2 separate regions of the Homo sapiens genome follow, and region 2 is linked to region 1. A link is an interaction called in ENCODE POLR2A ChIA-PET data of the cell type or tissue named here. Cell type or tissue: A673. All regions are shown on one strand.

Evidence for each region. Peaks named below come from ENCODE experiments on the same cell type or tissue, not always from the same donor. Only the 100,000 strongest peaks of a DNase experiment are listed, where the experiment ranks them.
Region 2: POLR2A ChIA-PET joins it to region 1 with 7 read pairs; 2 of 35 experiments call an interaction of 5 or more read pairs at or near these places.

What each region holds. Positions count from the first base shown.
Region 1 is chr2:127,507,786-127,510,285 of GRCh38, reverse strand. All of the region lies in intron 2 of IWS1 (interacts with SUPT6H, CTD assembly factor 1), which reads left to right. Among named protein-coding and RNA genes, the nearest start is that of IWS1, 17 kb to the left of the region's middle. In A673, no CTCF peak of the experiment used is centred here; a DNase peak (open chromatin) is centred at 1,435; H3K4me3 peaks cover 439 bases; H3K27ac peaks cover 2,275 bases.
Region 2 is chr2:127,091,991-127,094,490 of GRCh38, reverse strand. The region is part of intron 1 of BIN1 (bridging integrator 1); the gene reads left to right. Among named protein-coding and RNA genes, the nearest start is that of BIN1, 14 kb to the left of the region's middle. RefSeq lists a silencer at 2,178-2,345. In A673, no CTCF peak of the experiment used is centred here; no DNase peak of the experiment used is centred here.

The DNA.
Region 1 (2,500 bases):
CAGCATTATGTATTTTACTGCAGGGTTTCTCAGATTCTTTCATGCTCATTAAACTGATACGCATTGACAAAGTCCAGTATGATAGTTTCAGCTATATCTTCTGGAACTAAGGTCCCGTGAAACATGTTTTTGAAAATGGTCCTATAGATATTTCCTCATGGAATGTACTGTGTGGTTTAGTGTTGAGCATTTTACCAGTTTATAATGGTAGAGTAGTATGCAACATCAAGTACTTTGAGTTTGACACTTCTCACCAGTAAAGAAGAAACAAAGTGTCCTGAGTTATTTGGGTCTATACACGTTTCCATTTGACGATATAATACTTTGAAATTTGAATACTTTACAAATTATTATTTGATTTATAGCAGTTTTATTTACTTTGCAGTTTAAGAATGTCAGTTATCTCTCTGTGTATTGTGGCCCTGGTCATAAGAAGTGTGGTTATTCTTTGTAGACTGAGATAAACAAGATTGTTTATTATGATGGATAACCAGTGATTTATAACTGCAGTGTGAATGATGGCTAAGAAGGAGGTATGAGGCATTATCGATGGCTTTTTTTTTTTTTTTTTTTTTTTTGAGATGGAGTGTTGCTCTGTCACATAGGCTGGAGTGCAGTGGCACGATCTTGGCTCACTGCAACCTCCGCTTCCTGGGTTCAAGTGATTCTCCTGCCTCAGCCTCTCAAGTAGCTGGGACTACAGGAGTGCGCCACCACACTCAGCTAATTTTTTGCATTTTTCGTAGAGACAGGGTTTCACCATGTTAGGCAGGATGGTCTCAATCTCCTGACCTCGTGATCTGCCCACCTCGGCCTCCCAAAGTGCTGGGATTACAGGCGTGAGCCACTGCGCCCGGCGGCATTATAGATGTTTCTAAAGCATCTAAGGACCTTCTGAGTGCTCAATTTCTTTTACCATTACAACTAGGAAATGTGTTACATTATTTTAGAAATGACATTAAATGTCAGTTTCAACTGTTGGTTTGTTGTACTCATCTGACTTTTAAAAAACTGTCTTTTGGATTTTTTTTAAGCTTGCAATTTAATTGCCAAAACCACTCTAAAAACTTTGGATATTGTTTTGATAACTTTTAAGCTTAACTGTATAATTTCCAGCATACTCGTCCCAAATTCTGTGGTGGTGTTGTCTAAGTGTATTCTTTAGCTCGAGTCTATTAAACTAGTACTTCTTTACTGTAGTGATTTCTCCCCTTTTTTGCCCTGTCATGCCATACATAATGCTATGTTTTCGTGAAACTCATAAAAAATTCATGAGGATTCCTAAATTTTACAATCATTGTCTTATGCAGTGTCCTTGTAAGGGTTTGTTTTGGAATGCTACACCATGTGTCAGGAAATCTGGGGTAGAGTGTAGCGGGTGAGTTTTGGATGACTGCCCAGTGTCTCTCACTTCTTTGGGAGTGACTCCCAGTGCTGTGCCCCGATCCAGCTGTAACTGATTGAGTCACAGTTTCTAATATTGCCTTGGCCAGTTAAGTCATCTCTCTTGGGGATTTATAATTTAGGTTCTAGACAGGGTATAGCTGAGTCATGTTACTGATGGTACTCTAGTAAAATGATCCTTGAGTTCCCTTTTCTAAGCTCTCTGTGCTGCGTTGGTACTTAACCTTCCCAAGTGTTTAGTCATTCAACTGACTTTGATCCTGAGAAGATTGTTCTTTTTTTCTGGACTTAGCTAGAGATGATTTCTGTAGTTTCAACTAAAATAAATCAAGTCACACATAGAAATGGTGTTAGAGTTATGTGATGGATATATCATGGAGAGCATTCCAAAAGCCAATTATAATTTTCCTTTTTGCCTCCTGCTTTAATTGCCTCTGCTGGTACTGTATGCCTCTCCCCACCCTCCCGTCTTAACTCAGCCATCACAAACTGCATGCAAACATGCCTGTTGTCTGCACACCTTTTTTTTGCAGCTCAGTTTCATATAGATGCACTTCCAGTACACTTTTGAAATATCATATACATACTTTGTGAATAGTGCATGTCACACTATACTGTTACAGTATGCTTGGCTGGCTCCTCATCAGACAGCAGCTCTTAAGGTCAGGCCCTGTGACATACTCCGCCTGGATTCTTGGTGTCTTGCACGTAGTAGACATGAAATACATTCTTGTTGGATTAATTTTTCCTCACCTTATGTTATTCCCACTTAAGGCCTTTATTACTCATTTAACAAATACACGTTGAGTATCCCTTATCCAAAATGCTTCAAATCAGAAGTGTTTTGGATTTAGAATTTTTTCGAGTTTTGGAATATTTACTTATACAGAGTGAGCTATTTTGGCGATGGAACCCAAGTCTAAACACGAAATTCATGTGTCTTATATACATAGCTGGAAGGTAATTTTACACATTATTTTAAATAATTTTTCACATGAAACAAAGTTTGTGTTGGGTGCTTATGTGTGGAATTTTCCACTTGTGGTGTCATGTCAGTGCTCAAGAAGTTTCAGATTTTGGAGTTGTCTGAATTTTC
Region 2 (2,500 bases), 420 kb after region 1:
CCTGCTCCTGCTCTCCCTCCTCATCTCCTTTTGACTTCCATAAAACGGGCTAACAGCAAACCCTGTTTGCTGGTCTCAATCCTGAAGGGGGAGGCTAGACCCATCGTGCCTGTGTTCCTGGCTTCTGGCACATAGTAGGCACACAGTGCCAAGTGAATTGGCATGTGAGGCTTCGGAGGATAAAAGCCTTTGTATAAGGCTTTGCAAAGCACCTTACACAATGCAGCAAGGTGGAAAGAATATGATTTTCAAGTCTCAGAGCCCCAGGTTCAAATCCTAGCTCTGCTCTTCCTCAGTGCTTTGACCTTGGACAAGTTACTCCCCCTCCAAGTTTCAGTGTCCCCTTTTGTGAGGTGGGATAGTATCCTGTGTGGGAGGGTTGTCATGAGGATTAAACGGGAGAACAGGTGTCTCCATTTCACACACGAGGACCCTGAAGGTCGGGGTGCCGGCTCGTGGACCAGCCCTGCTCCAGGGCAGGGAGCAGGGCCTTAGGCCAGTGGGGGGTGTCTAGCTGCACCCATGCCCTCCGTGTGTATCCTCTAGGGCCGTCCTGTCTGAGTTTAGGCCTGGGGCCCCCAGCACTGGAGGAGTCCAGGGAGTCCAGGCCTAGCTCAGGATCCAGATGGTAGGGCTTGAGGCCTTGGGAAGGAAGGAAGGGGAGGGGATTGTCCAGAGAGAGCGGCAGGGGCGGAAACGTGTGGTATCGTTCTCACCCATCATAAGGGCCACAGCTGACACCGCTCTAACGAAAGACAGGTTTCCAAGAGCAAAGCATCACATTTCTTTAATCAATGTTTTACATGACACGGGAGCCTTCAACGATGAAGATGCAAGGACCAGAGAGAACTGTCTGTTTTCAGACATAAGTTGGTGAGGAATGGACAGCCGTGTAGACATATGATGGGACAACGGGTGTGACCTAATGGTGATAGTCCGAGGGGGAACCCAGCAAGGCTTGTCGGCTCGGCTTCTTTCCGGCCTCTCTGTGTTGTGTGGCTTCCTCCCACATACAGCGCAGGACCCCTGTGGAATGAGGGTCTTCAGGGGTGAAGGGAGTGGGAGAGAGTGAACTATCTGGGTTTCATGGCTGGCTTTGGGGAAAAGGGGTTTTGGTCTTTATGCTTCACCTTGGGAAAGAAAAATTCCAGTTTTGATGACTCACCTGGGCAGGGAAAAAGAGGGGAGAGAGACAGAAGGGCAGGAGAAGGTCACAGAGAGCTTACCTCTGAGGCCTTTCACATGCCCTTTGTTCAGAGTCTGCAGTGAGCCACAGCACCACACTTTGGGGTGCTGTGTTCTGAGCCCCGACAGGGCCTTGTGGGGGCCAGGCTCCAGGTGATACTGTAAGCCCCCACTTCCCCTTCCGCCCTCCCTCCCTGACCCCTCTCTCTGTGGACAGCCCTAGCGTGGGGGTGGCTGGGGGCTGACCTGGCATCTGTGGGGGGGCCCCCAGGCTGTGCCCCACTCCTTTGGCTCCCTCCTGGGATTTTTTTTTTTTTTTAGAGGGATTGGCCCCTCTGTCTGTCTGCTCAGCCCCTTACTGTTGAACTGTGCTGCTCTTGATGGAGAGAGCCCTTGGGGAGGAGGGGACAGTGCAGGAGGAGCTCCTCTTCCTTTCGGGCACAGGGGGTGCAGGCGTGGGCTGTGGCTTCTGGGACCTCTGTCCTCTCTCCTTCATGGGGTCCCTGCCTCCCCTTCCCAAGTGCACTGCACTGTGTTGGCCCTTCCCCGGGAGCTTTGGAGGAGGACTGGATGTGTTAGTGAAGGAACCTGGGCACACTCTGGGGACCTTTCTAGATGATGACTGGGACTGCAGGGTGGATCCTCTGGAAGGCTGGTGACTTGCCCGGGGCTGCGGGTCAGTGGGAGGCCCTTGCTGCCCCCTGCAGCATGCCCCTGAGCTGGTGGCTGGCCTCAGGGCTGAGCCTGGTGGTGCTAGGGACTGCGGGCAGGTGTTTGGGGCCTTTAGTCAGCAGCACTGCCTCCCACACGGGGCAGCCAGCTGAGCAGCGGTCAGCCTCTGTGGGCCCTGTTGCTCCTGTTACCTCCCTCTAAGGTTAGTGGGACCTGGATTATGCCCAGGGAGGGATGGCACCTGCTGAAGTCACACAGCCCATTAGGGTGGGGCTGGGCTATGTCCACTTCTGTCCCACTGTGTGCTGACATCCTTAATCGGGTGGGGAGGGGCAGTGCATTTGTCCCCCACATCCATGTCCCTCTAGCCCTTCACATTTATGTCATTCCACTCCTCCTTACCACACAGCACAGGACGGGCAGGGTTAGGGGGAGGAAGCCCGGAGCCCCTCTGCTCCCCTGAACATTCATTCCACCTGCCAGGGCCTGGGGCAGGGGCAGGGACAGGGGGTAGAGGTGGGTGTAGGGGTGTGGTGGAGGGTGGTATGTGGGGTAGGGGCCAGGCGGAGAGCTGGGCCAAGAGCCTGGGGAAGGGGCAAGGCTAGGGGCAGGGCCAAAGGTAGGGGCCATGGGGTAGGGCAGG